2 separate regions of the Homo sapiens genome follow, and region 2 is linked to region 1. The links are chromatin contacts, found by Hi-C or POLR2A ChIA-PET in ENCODE. All regions are on one chromosome and are shown on one strand. The core of a region is the stretch at or near the end of the contact, and the rest is flanking DNA. Distances in the headings are between cores, read along the strand shown.

The links. Hi-C counts contacts between places; a loop is a spot of excess contacts on that map. ChIA-PET counts read pairs that join two places held with the same protein, here RNA polymerase II (POLR2A). Pooled maps may share reads with other maps.
Region 2: a map of naive thymus-derived CD4-positive, alpha-beta T cell shows a loop between it and region 1 (24-fold over the local background). The contact joins the promoter of FOXL2 here to the promoter of LINC01210 in region 1. A Hi-C loop is called at or near these places in 1 of 168 maps with a recorded cell type or tissue (naive thymus-derived CD4-positive, alpha-beta T cell), 16 of 37 single-sample maps with no recorded cell type and 14 of 50 pooled maps. POLR2A ChIA-PET finds 5 or more read pairs at or near these places in 1 of 52 experiments (H1).

The regions. Positions count from the first base shown.
Region 1 is chr3:137,769,243-137,776,716 of GRCh38, forward strand. It overlaps LINC01210 (long intergenic non-protein coding RNA 1210), which reads left to right and starts at 2,669. Exons shown (of 5, transcript NR_109987.1): 1 at 2,669-2,888; 2 at 5,286-5,372; 3 at 6,034-6,108; 4 at 7,040-7,162. RefSeq lists an enhancer at 2,533-3,193.
Region 2 is chr3:138,944,344-138,950,191 of GRCh38, forward strand. It overlaps FOXL2 (forkhead box L2), which reads right to left and starts at 2,794. Exons shown (of 1, transcript NM_023067.4): 1 at 1-2,794. The coding sequence starts at 2,379. The coding sequence ends at 1,249. It overlaps FOXL2NB (FOXL2 neighbor), which reads left to right and starts at 2,874. Exons shown (of 3, transcript NM_001040061.3): 1 at 2,874-3,121; 2 at 5,177-5,296. The coding sequence starts at 3,022. RefSeq lists an enhancer at 180-769 and a silencer at 2,810-3,038.

The DNA of each region.
Region 1 (7,474 bases), core at 1,419-3,918:
CATCTGCGCCGGCGCGGCAGGAGCAGAGTTGTTTGGGTTTTACCTAGGTTTGCTTTCTTAAACCTTGGCTGCCATCTGGCTCAGGGGTACACTGGCTACATCTTCAGAGAGATGTGGAATTCTTGACCCCTTTCCGCCTCTGGCCTCCCTCATTCCGAGAACTCCGTCAGCCTTTCATGCACTTCTCGGTTTTGGATCTGACTCCAAAAATCTTTGATTCCCTTCCAGTTTCCGAGTTTTTCTATTTAAATATTAATTTCCTTAGGCCCGATGACTTTAAAGACGGAAAAGACCAGCTACTTTGAGTAAATTACGCTGAGGTGTGAGTGACTGACATCTGAGACCCCCTGAACGTTTGCATTTTGGAACTGGAGCGAGCTAACCTGTAGGAATCTCCGGTGAACCAAAGCGGGATGATGTTTCCGTCTGAGTAGGGCCAAGGTACTTTCAATACAGCTCACCATTTAGGGAAGTGTGTCCCGCCGGTCAGCTTCTCTTGAGAGATCCGAGACTGCCAGGGCCCGGAAAACTTGGCGAGCTGTGGTGCCAGCACTCTTGTTTCCTTCATCTCCTCCCCAGCTCAGGCCTTGTTACCATTGTTCAAGTGGACAGCGAATTTCAAACCATTTGAATTTGAATATCACCTAATTCACAAGATTTGTGTAAAGAATTCTCATCTATTTGCTGAGTGGATTGTGTGTGAGTGTGAGAGGAAGAGGCACAGGGACAGAAGGGGTCCGTTAGATTTGGAGGCAGGAGAGCTTCCCGCCTCCACCGAGGTGCGTGCTCTCCTGGCCTCTGTCCTGCCCTGCCCTGCCCTGCCTCCTAGGCTCTAGTGGACCTAGCAGTGGGAGAGCTACTTGGGCTGGTTTCTTTCCTGACGCTGCAGGGATGGGCATCGGCCTGGAACCAGAAGCGCAGGAGCTGGGCCACGGCAGAGTAATTAAGAAAATAATGAAATTGATGGCGGATGGGGGCGCTAGAAATCCTGGGGCGTCTACTTAAAACCAGAGATTCGCGGTCGGCCCCACGGAATCCCGGCTCTGTGTGCGCCCAGGTTCCGGGGCTTGGGCGTTGCCGGTTCTCACACTAGGAAGGAGCCTGAAGTCAGAAAAGATGGGGCCTCGTTACTCACTTTCTAGCCCAGCCCCTGGCCCTGGGTCCCGCAGAGCCGTCATCGCAGGCTCCTGCCCAGCCTCTGGGGTCGGGTGAGCAAGGTGTTCTCTTCGGAAGCGGGAAGGGCTGCGGGTCGGGGACGTCCCTTGGCTGCCACCCCTGATTCTGCATCCTTTTCGCTCGAATCCCTGCGCTAGGCATCCTCCCCGATCCCCCAAAAGCCCAAGCACTGGGTCTGGGTTGAGGAAGGGAACGGGTGCCCAGGCCGGACAGAGGCTGAAAGGAGGCCTCAAGGTTCCTCTTTGCTACAAAGTGGAGAAGTTGCTCTACTCTGGAGGGCAGTGGCCTTTTCCAAACTTTTCCACTTAGGTCCGTAAGAAAAGCAATTCATACACGATCAGCGCTTTCGGTGCGAGGATGGAAAGAAACTTCAGAAAAACTCTCGCCAGACAACCCGGCAGCACTTGGCCCCGGAACAGAGAGGAGAGAAAGACCTGACCGCCGCACTCAGGGCCACCCGCCGCACTAAGTTTGAGGGTTCCCTCTGCCTCCAGGCCTCTGTCGCCCGAGCTCAGGCTCTCCTAGGTGCTTCAGGGCCGGGCTGCACTCGAGCCCCGAGGAGGCCCTGCTAGCGCTAGCGCGGCGGTGATAACCGAGGGAGGTGGGTGAGAGGTGCGGCTGTCGAGGCAAACGCAGAGCACCCGCCCAGTCCTCCAAGGGCCGAGAGCCGGGAGTCCCGAACGCCGCTTAAGCAGCTCCTTGCTTCCCGCAGCCCGTCCACATCCCTGCGGGATTTCTGGACGCCCCGCCCGGGGACCTAGGGAGGAGGGAGAGAGGAGGGAGGGAGTGGGCAGCCTGGGCGCACGCCACCGGTCCCCGTACGCCCGGCACCCCCCGTGGCGCGGCGAGTCAATGGGATTTGCACACTCGAGGTGTAACAGCATTACTGCATTAATTACCATTTCCATTTCACGTCCAGATTGTTTACTTATCTGCGGGAAACATATGTCGGGAGAAGTTCACATTCCGGATTCTGCTCCGCTGCCCAAGGTGCAATTCCGGGGAGGCGGCGAGGGGGGAGGGGAGGGCTTCAGATTTTTTATTACACCCTCTAGCCTTATCTGCCGCTGTAAATTATGAGGATCCTCCATTGAGCGGCATATGGAGATTATATACTTTTTTGAATATCGTTTCCCAAAGCCTGCAGATTTTCACTTTGAAATGAAACAATCCTCCGCTGGTTCCCCCGGGGACAGGCGTCTCCTGCGTTCCCCCGCGCGGCCTGGGGGACCCTTCTCGCAGAGCAGGCGCGCACCCCAATGCCGTGGCCGGCGCCCAGTGGAGACTTCTTTCACAGGGTCTAGAATAATCTTCCGCGGAACACCCATCCATATGCAGTGTTTGAGAACTAAGGCAGCTCCCTTGCTCTGTTTTCCTGCGCCTAGCCCCCGGACTTTTGTGCCGTTTGCAGCTCTTTTTCATTTCGAATACCCGCATAGACGCGAGCCCACTTCTGCCCTCTTCCTACGCTGGGCGGCTCCAAACCCGCCGCGAGGGCTGAGGTGTTCACACCTGCCCACGGCAGCCTGCCTCGCCCTCAAGCGCCTCAAAGCTTCCTAAGCGCTTACATTGGTCTTGGGACAGCCGACTTTGGCTTCTTTGTTTGTTTGAGGGACCGCGGAAGTGGCGGGGAATGTGCCCCCGCTTGAGACCGCTTATTGTGAGCCCTCAACGGAAATCCTGCACGGAAGGCAACCGCCTCCCCGCTCGCGGTAAGCAGGATCCACCCGAGTAGCGGGGACCGAATCCCATCTTTCTTATCTCTCGAAGACTCCTTTCAGGCTGAGATCAGAGAGGGAGGGAAAAAGAAGAGAGAATCATTGTTCTTCTTTTTTTAATTTAATATACCAAGCCACCAGCTCAGGTCATTTATATGCTTAATTTAGTGATAAAAGTCAATAAGCGGAATCACAGGGTTCTTCCCTCTTTCTATTTCTTTTGACCACATTTTTCTACAGTAATTGGGAAAACCGTAAAATATATACACCCGCTTTCCGCCTTCAATGCTTTGTCTGCAATGCGATTATAATAAGTGTATTTTATTAATGTAATTTGTTTGCTTTTTTGAAGGATGCAAGGGAAAATGTGCCTTTTAGGAGATTTTTTTCCATCTTATCTGGGTTCAGTTTGCAGAATTACACATACTCTGTGTGTACACACTCACCCTCAAAAGCCAAACTCAGAAATTTCCTTGAAATGCCCGTTTTTATGATTCAGAAATATCCCGTGGGAAACCTATTGTGATGTTATACCAGGAACAATTAAATGGACCAAAGCAATGCAATTAAGGCAGAGAAGAAATAAGATGGAAAATGGGGAGAAATAAACAGATTCTTTTCCATTAAGTATTGTTTTGAGATTTCTAATTTTTTCAGGACCTCTAAGAAAATTGTGAGGTGTCACTTCTCTCTTCTGGGTCTATCTGTAATTGAATCTAGGTCACTATTCTAAGGCAAGAAAAGTCTGCTTTCCACTTTCCTACATCAGGCTGAAATTTGGGGGAGGGACAAGGGTCTTGCAATTTCATTTAAAATGTAATGGTGGATGAACTGATAAGCAAATACGGAAAAAAGAGTCTGCTTAAAAGAAAAAAAAGGCATGGTTTTAATATGCTACAGATGGGGGGAAAATGATTTACATGAGAGTTTATTTCCTCTTTGCTGATATGAAAGAATTACAGATACAAAACCCACTGATCTATAGAATAAAAAAAGAAAAGAAATGTTATTTTCCTGTAAAGGTGTCAGTTCATTTATATTCATTTAACCATCCATCCATCAATTCACTTTCTCACTCCTTGCACATTCTCTCTGGCTCTGTTAAACCTTCCCCTACCAATACACTTTGCTAGAATATGCAATGAAGTTTTCTTTTAAAAAATAGTGTGAGATTGAGATGAAGTAGGTAAAGATAAGTAAAGAGAGAAGGTTTTGTTGTTGTTGTTAAATAATTACCCCCTCATAATTCAGCATTATGATTTATGATTTTAGAACAAAATTTTACCCATATTCACATCTCATTACTACTGCAGTTTGAGTACATACAACATGCCAGTGGTTAAGAATATATGCAGAAGATATGCAATTATTTTTTCATAAGATATGCATGCAATACAAAGAAATTTATTAGTTATAAACCTTCCTGTAACTTAAAAAATGTAGTAAAAGATGAGTCAGATGTTGGGTCAATAATTCATTGTTTTATTAAAATAGCTGTTTTAATAAGTATGAAGTAGTTCACATTTCCCTAAGGATTTCCTGCTTGCTCAAGGTATGAGCAACATCAAATCTTTTGTGTTTAAAGTTTTCAGGTCCAAAAAAATGTATAGTAAAATTTGCATATATTAAGAAAGAAATGAGAGGTGCAGTCATTTGAGGAGCTTCTAAATGCTGGAGAAGATTACATAAGAATACGTTTTACTTTTCCTGAAATAAAAATTGATGACCAGTATGACAGATATTTCCTCCATATTCTCCCAAATAAAGGGGTAACATAGTGTCATCTCCTCTTTCAATGACACGCAAATGAATGACTGGAAACCTATAGATCTAAGCAAGGACAAGACCAACAACCAGCATCTGTTGCTGGTTTTCATAAGTAAGAAAAACAGTACATTGTTTAAGACAGCAATGCATTCCCACAGGATGAATCTTCTCCAGACTGAAGACCGTTTCCTTCAACCTTTTTTTTTTCTGTCTTATTCCTTTCTCCTCCTCTTGTTTAGTTTTCTTTTTTTTTTTTTTAACCTGTAAATACTATTGATGAATCAGAAATTTTCTTTCTAGGTCTTCATAAATTATCAGTATAATTCTTTGTCATGCCTGCTTCTTCCTGGTCTCACTTTCTCTCACTGTGGTAATCCATTTTCTTAATCACCTAATTTTTAATCAACCAAAGTGAGTATGAGGTAAAAGGATTAGCAGTTTGGGCAGAAGTTAAAATGTCTCATGGATGTTTTGACTCAAACTCTATAGACTTATTTGTAGCAAGTGCTTATGATATAATTCAGCTGAACGAGAGGGCAGCTTTAAGACATTTTAGAATTGTTTCTTACCATTGTCTTTTACTTCCTGGGCTCTTCAATGTTTGTCATAATTATACCTAGTTAGAAGGCTTCATTTGCTCTGAGTTATCATTGAGAACTAAATGGAGAAGAAAAGAACTGAAGGCCTGAAGATATGTCATCTGTAGAAAAGGTGAGCTGAACTTTTCTCTGTCTGAACATACTTTGGGTTTACAATGAGACATTTACGTATTTGTATAAATCGGTTATACTCTGAGCTAATGTGAACACAAACTTGGTATAAATACAGATGACTCCCTCTCTGCTGCTGTGGGAGGTTCAACTGACACCTGGGGCTCAGACCAGTCTTGTTACCACATGCTTGGTGAAATTCAAAGTGTGTCACACAACTACAACAGCATTCATGGCCAACCTATTTGGTAGAAAGGATTGAAGTCAGATGGGAGGTCAATTTGCTGTCTAAATCAAAAAAACTTAGCTCCTTTGCAGATAATTGAAGATGCTGCAACATTGCCCGAAAACATTTTATAATAAACAGGTGAAATAAGTGATAATGAAGGTGGGTTTGGATTTTTTATTTTAGAAGGAGAAATTTCATAGAAAATATGAATCCTTGTCTCATGATTAGTGTCTCTCTGCAACAGCCCCATCCTTCTGCAGGTGGCCTCTTCTCAAGCTTTCTTGGCAAATCAAGAGCTTCTGCCTTTTGGAGGACATCCTCTTGACCTCCCACCCATATCAGCTCTTAGAGGACATTCCACAGGAACATTGCCTTCTTGTCCTCCAGTATTTTTTATGGAAACAGAAATTAGGTTATCTTCCTTATGCTCTAGATGGACATCTGAAATCATCAAACCCTTGAGAGAAACAGCCCTCATTCTTTTATGAGACAACCTGGAAGAAAACAGGTAAATTTCATTTGTGATGAACTGTTGCCAGAAAGAAAATTGCCATTATGATTTCATTCTTCTTCACTGGGGAGGGCTCAAGAGTAGGATAAACTCAGAAAGAAAAATAGTTCTTTGGATTGAGGCCAAAAAGGATATTCATTAATTTCTGTCTTTTGGTCATCCTCTGAATTTCAACTAGAAGTCAAAATGTATTCCTTTAGTTAGTAAGGGGGAAACCAGTTGAAAAGGCCTTAATTAGTTAATGCGTTCGCCAGCCCCTTATGGTTCAAATTCCTTACTTTCCTGAACAGCAAATAATTTCCTACTCCCCAGAAGAATTCAGACCCTCTATGCTAAGATTCCACACCTCTGTCAATGAAGCAAGGTAGGAAAGTGATGGCGAAGGGATCAGCATGCCACTGCCAATTAATCATGAAAATTTTAATAATTGGCCTTTAGTTCCCTACTGATGGTGTCAACTTCATTCATATATTCTTTCCCTTGATAAGAAAGGGCAGCATCAAAAGCTCTGACTGTCTTACTAGGAGAAATCTATGATACTTAAAGAAAAAAACCTGAAGTGCCATCAGGCCAGCCCTGGAAGTCTGTTGGAACCTGGTAGAGATATTGCCTGGCACAAAAGCTAAAGGCTGAGCACCAAGCCTCAGACCATTCATTTAATGAAGTCCTGGCTTGGATGCAGAAAAAGAAGTCAGAAAACTTGTATTTTACTTCCCGTGGCATCGACTATGCCTGGATTGGTGTAAAATAGTCCACTGGATGCGAATGAGTAAGATTTTGATTTCTCTGCAATCAGTGACTAAAAGAAAATCCAACATTGTTAACAGTGTTTAAGTATCATCTCAACTAATGAATTAAATGAGATTGCTTTTTCTTTCATTAAAATGTGTTTTAGGAATATGCTTTAATTTATTGTATCTCTTTCCAGGACTCTGAAGATTTGTCTCCATATTCTCTGGAAAGATGTACTCTGTTTGCAATAAGAGGGAGCCACATGGTTTATTAGATGGTTATTAATTGAGCATTCTGTGCAAAGAAGTTTGTGCCTTAGGTATTTTATCTTGTTAAATTCTCCCCAAAGCATTATTAGGTAGGTACTGCTATTATGCCAATTTCAGATATGAGGAAAGTAAGGCTCAGAGACATTAAGTGACTTACCCAAGAGCTCACAGACCTCACATGGAGCTGCTATACCCAAGCTCTCTGTCTTCCCACTACTGTCTTTAAAATCAAAGGCTTACTGGAGGTGGGTAAAGGAAGGAACAAAGAACCCATGGCATTCACAGCTGAGGAAGAGTCCAAGGAAGGGGGGTAAGGGGGAGGAGCTGAAACACCTTCCCTGTCTCAGTTTGACCTAGAATAT
Region 2 (5,848 bases), core at 1,544-4,043, 1.2 Mb after region 1:
GCTACAGTACAACCAGGTCTATGGTTTTCGGGCCGGGCCGGCTCCGGGCCACAAGACCGCCTAGGTCGGCCGCTGCCGGGTTTCACATTTCTCCTTCCCAAGGTGGGAGAAGCAGGAGGTTTGAAAAACAAAAAGCAGGGAGGACGAGCCGTCCCAGCAGCGTGGGCCAGGCAGGCAGTGATCTCCCTGCCTCCAGGACTTGCATCGAAAGATCCGGGGACATTTGTTTTTGATTTTTTTCTTCAGATAGGGAGAGGGTGAAACTTCCCCAATTGGTAGACGAAACCATCTTTTATTGGATATATTCTCCTAACTCTGAACACAGCTTTTTGAAGGCCCAACAAAAACTCTAACGCAAATCTTCCAGAAGAGAAGATGAGGAATACTAAAGCTTTTGATTTTCATATTTGGATTTAGCAAACTCCAAGGCCACAATACTTCCCCGGTTGCCCGGTGAATTTTTTTTCCTTTTTTTTTTTTTAAATACTCTCTTAAAAAGTTCCACCGATCTTTCAAACAAAACATTAGCCAGCCGCCGGGGCCCGGAGGTGCCCGAAGCGACGGGACTGATAGCGGAGGAAACGCAGCCTCCCTCCGCGCCCGCCCGCGGTGTAAACCGAGTACAGGCCGTGGAGCCAGGCTGCCCCGGCTCCCGCTGGGTCCCAACCCCCGCCCCGCCTAGTGGGCCCCGCGGCAAGCGGCTTCTGAACAGCTTCAAGAGGGTTCGCGGAGCAAACACACGTATTGGTCCGTCCCTTTCTCGGGCAGCGCGGTCCCGCCATCAGTCCTGTCCGGCGCGTCTAGCCATGGACTGCACGGCAGTCGGGCGGGGAACGCGGAGAGCGAGCGCACCGACCTGTGAGAGAAGGCCAAGAGGTCTGCGCTGCCGACGCCCGGTCGCACCTCCGCCCCGGGCCCTTTCCGCGGTGAATTTGGGCAGGAGACGCTGGGGCTCCGGAAAGAGACGAGCCCAGTAGAAAGCGCGCAGAGAGGCAGCTTCAGGCCAGGGGAGTGCAAGGTCACAGAGGTCAGGGAGGTGAGCACAGGAGGACATAAACTGAGGGGACAAAGAGGAGCGACAGGAGCTTAGGAAAGCGAAAAAGCACAGAGGGACCCTGGGCGCTGGCTCCAGAGGCGGGCCCAGAGGGTGTGAGGTCAGGCTGGCGGCGGCGTCGTCGGCTGCGACCGGGGCCGGCGTCGCGCGTCCCTGCATCCTCGCATCCGTCTGCACCGGCATGCGGTGGGCTCTCAGAGATCGAGGCGCGAATGCAGCGCGCCGGTCTTGCTGTCGTGGTCCCAGTAAGAGCAATGCATCATGGCGAGCTCGGGCTGCCGGGCACAAGCGAACTGCAGGCCCGGCGCACTGGTGGGCGCGGGCGCCGGGGGCGCGGCGGTGGCTGGGCTGGCAGGGCTGAGCTGGCCCGGCGGCGGCGCGGCGGCCCCGTGGTGCGGTGGGGCAGGCGGCGGTGCGGCGGCCGCGTGCAGATGGTGTGCGTGCGGATGCGGGTGGGGGTGCGGCGGAGGCGGGGGTGCGGCCGGCGGGCCTCCCAGGCCATTGTACGAGTTCACTACGCCGGGGGGCAGCGCCATGCTCTGCACGCGTGTGTACGGCCCGTACGAGGCGGCCGGGCCCGCCAGCCCCTTGACCACAGCGGCCGCGCCAGGGCTACCGGGGCCCGCGGCTGCAGCCGCAGCTGCTGCAGCCGCTGCGGCTGCCGCCATCTGGCAGGAGGCATAGGGCATGGGTGAGGGAGGCTGCGGTAGCGGCCACGAGTTGTTGAGGAAGCCAGACTGCAGGTACTTGGGGGGCGCCAGGTAGCCGTAGCCGTCGGCCCCGGCGCCCGCCACGCCGCACCCGCCTGCGGCGCCTCCGGCCCCGAAGAGCCCCTTGCCGGGCTGGAAGTGCGCGGGCGGCGGCCGGAAGGGCCTCTTCATGCGGCGGCGGCGCCGGTAGTTGCCCTTCTCGAACATGTCTTCGCAGGCCGGGTCCAGCGTCCAGTAGTTGCCCTTGCGCTCGCCGCCGCCCTCGCGCGGCACCTTGATGAAGCACTCGTTGAGGCTGAGGTTGTGGCGGATGCTATTTTGCCAGCCCTTCTTATTCTTCTCGTAGAACGGGAACTTCGCGATGATGTACTGGTAGATGCCGGACAGCGTGAGCCTCTTCTCCGCGCTCTCGCGGATCGCCATGGCGATGAGCGCCACGTACGAGTACGGGGGCTTCTGCGCCGGGTCCGGCTTCTCCGGGGCTGTCCCGCCGCCACCCCCACCGCCCTTGCCTGGGCTCGGCGGCGGCCCTTCTGGCTCCTTGACTGTGCGACCGGTCTCTGGGGCCAGCAGGGCCCCCGCCGCGTCCTCGGGCTCGGGGTAGCTGGCCATCATGACAAAGCCGGCGCGCCGCGGCCGGGCCGCCTCTGCTCTCCGCTCCAGGCGCTGGCGCGGCAAAGAGTTGGGGCGCACGAGTCCGCTTACGGCCAAGTCTCAAACTTCTGGAGACTGCGGATGCCGCCCGCGCTTGCTTGCTGGAGGCCTGTCGCTGCTCTCCCCTCTCCTTCCCCTTCCCCTAGGGAGCGGCCGGCGGGAGTGGAGCTCAGCCTCTGGCCATGGGGAGTCCGCCCAACAGAGAGGGGCTCCGGCCTCGCCGCCCCTCCCCGCTCAGGCCAGTCCCCGCCTTGGTGGGTTTTCTTTTCTGCGCTCTTCCCCTCCCCCCGCCCCCCGGTTTCCCGAAGCACGACCCGCGTCTCTGGCGGAGCTGCCTCCTGGAGTCCCTAGTGCGCCAGGAGCCTCGCTCTGTTCTGATTCGTATGGGCTCCACCGAGTTCCGCTTGCGTCAGGCGCCTTCGCCCCTATAGCGGGGCGGCCAGCCGCGCACGGGCGAGTTCATCTCCAAGTCACTTTTTGTAAACGCCCCGCACAGCCTGGACCGGCCTGCCCCCGCCCAGCGAGCCTCAGGGGCCCAGCCGACAGCCAGGCTCACGCGCCCTTGAAATCTGCCGGTACTCGCTCTGCGGGCTGGGCTGGGAGATGACGAGGACCCCGGTGGGGTCTGCCCGCACCCGGCCAAAGCCCAGGAAGCTCGGGCCCCAGCGAGGAAAGGCGCTCCAAGCCTCCTCGCGGCTTTCAGGTGAAAGAAAACGACTCCTTTGCTCTGCCGTTTGCTGCCGTCTTGAGGCTGAACTTCTAGCTCGGGGCTGGGGAGGGGCGAGACGGCGAGGGGGCTGGACGGGGTAGGGTGGGGAGAGCTGCTCTGAGGCTTTGGGAAAGTCAGCCCAGAAACGGGTGTGACTGTACGAAGAAGCCTCGGCCTGGCCTGTCCCTCGCGCTCTCAGAGTGACTGGGCTGGAATGGGGCAGGGGAGAGGATCTCTGGAAATAGTCGTCAGGGGCGCCGCCTGAATCACCTCTGCCTCTCCCTGCGTTACCAGTGGATCTAGGAACCAGGAATCCGTGTACTAATCCTACGGGGTTGGAGTGAAGGTTGGATGTGTGCTTTAACAGCACCAAGTAGATGCCCCTCAGCTATTGCACTAACACAGGCGGGGCTGTTGCCCGGGACTTTGCGGGACTGTGTATGTGTGTGCACAGGGGTCACATATGGAAGTCATGGAGAGGAGCTGTCCTTGAGATGGGTGAGATACCAGGTGCATGTGTGCTGCTCAGAAACACAGGTATGCACATGTACAAGGTGTGAGATTTGTATTTACGAGGTAAAACACACTTATACTGATAGTTATGTAATATGTTCATCAAGTATTAGAGTAAATGTAGCTGGTGGATATAGCATCTTCTCTTTTTCTCCTTTCTTACTTCTTTCCTTCCCCCCTTTCTTCCTTTCTTTCACAATTCTTCGATGCCTCTTTCCCTCCCAGTGTATGTATTTTGCCACAGACTGGGAAGACAAACATCAGGCTGAGGGAGGGACTTGTTCAAATCTCTCTCCTGATGAGACATTTGTTCTGATCTTTCTCCAAAGAATCAGGAGTTAGTTGTCACCTACCTTAAGCAGAATTCTGATGGGAATCCAATTATTTCAGCATGTACAGAGATTGTTTCAGGGAAAATCAGGTGTGCCTTTTAACAGTGTGCTCCTTAACAGTGCCTTTTAACTTGGCCTAAACAAAAAGTCTGCAGTCATAAAGTATGAGAGAGATGGCCAGTGTTTTGAATCCTCAAGCCCCAAACTCCTTGGTGCTGAGGAGGGGGGCAAGGCCACCTTATGGAGGAAGGTGGACTGAATGGATGTCATATAGCTGTGCATTAGTGATTGGCATGTCTGGAGTGGCTGACTCAATGCCTGTCACTGCCTCTTCCTCCCAGGCTGTTTAGACTCTGAGGGTTCTCCTGAAGCCCAAGGAGCCTTCAGCGGCCTGTGGTTCCAGCATCCACAGGCCATCTACAAGTGTTGTCTGCTGCTCACTCAGGCCTCTGATCTGCATTCTGAGATGAAAGGGAGGGAGGACAAGGGTGGTAGGGCTCTTTGGAATTCAGCATCTTGAAGATGACACCAGAGAGGTCAGCAGGGCAGCCCTTGCCTGGTCACAAGGATGAGAGGGAGCAAGGCTATCCCCAAAGTAGCTTGGTTTTTTTTATGGGCGGTCTCCCACTGCACCCAACAGACATGGGGGAAGCAGCACTTCCGCAGAATCCCTGCTGCTGCTTTCTGAGCAGGAGTGCAGATGTTTTTCTTCTTCCTTACCCCCATCCTTGCCCAAGCTTTGGGTGGGAGTGGTGAGTCCGGTTTGGGGCTGCTGCAGATTGGCCTCAGTGCCTATCCTCCCCCAGCCAGGGCCTGGGCAGGGGGAAAAACAGCTGGGTCTGGCCCCATCCTGGTGGGGGCTCCTCTCTCCTTTTCTCTCCTTTTTTTTTTTCTTGACCACCCAGGCTGGCTCTCTGCGTCTCTCTGTCTTTCTTTCTTCTTCTCACAGGCATTTCCGCTGCTCAGCCCTGCAGCAGCCAGGTGTAACAGCATTGTTGTGTGTGTCATCACTTCCCTGAATTCCACACTCGGCTCCCTTTTCAGCCTTTAAAGAGCCTGTGTGTGTATGCATGTGCGTGTGTGTGTGTGTGTGTGTGTGTGTAGGGGTTGGGGGCAAATGAAGGAGTTCCTCTGAAGGATTTTCAGAATAGAAAGGAGTTCTGCTCTGAAAATACTGATTTCTGACTGTCCCGTAGAGGAACAGAATCCCCAGCCCTGGTGAAGAAGAGGATGCCTGATGCGTGCACCCTGGGAAGGGCTGGAATCGGTCTCCCCAAGATGTGCCTTCACATGGCTGTCCGGCATTCGAAGGCTCAGAAAACAGGCAAGAAAATGCGGGCGGGAAAGCTGGCAGAATGATTACTTTCAGGTCCCCTCCAGGCTTCTGCGGAAAAGCCAGGGGCTTCGGGCTGGAGATAGAGGAATCTAGGGAGAGAACAGAATCCTCTCCTTGCCGGCCCAGCCAGAGGTGGGTGAACCGGGCGCTCCAGGAAACGGTGCGGGGCGCCCTGATTTACTTCTCAACCTTCGGAGGTAGGCTGGTTGCTGGCGAGGTCGGGATCCTCTCTGAACAGGGCATACTGTGCCTAGGTTTTGTGGACGCCAGGGCCGGTTCCTTTTCTCCCCGCGGCATTGGGGCGACGCAGGGCCCCCGGCTTAGTGACCTTGGGGCGGCGCTCACCTCCAAAGGCCAGGGTGGTGGGCTGGGCAGAACTCACTGCCTCTTTGCCCCAGTTTTCCAGGGTCCCGCAGCTGCAATTCAGCAGCCACCGGCGCCTCCTGACCGTGGTCCCACCGTAGCGCCGCCTGCGGATACGGTTCCAGTGAACCGCCGATTGAGCGCAGTCTCAGCTCCCGCGCCTCCTCGCAGCCTGGC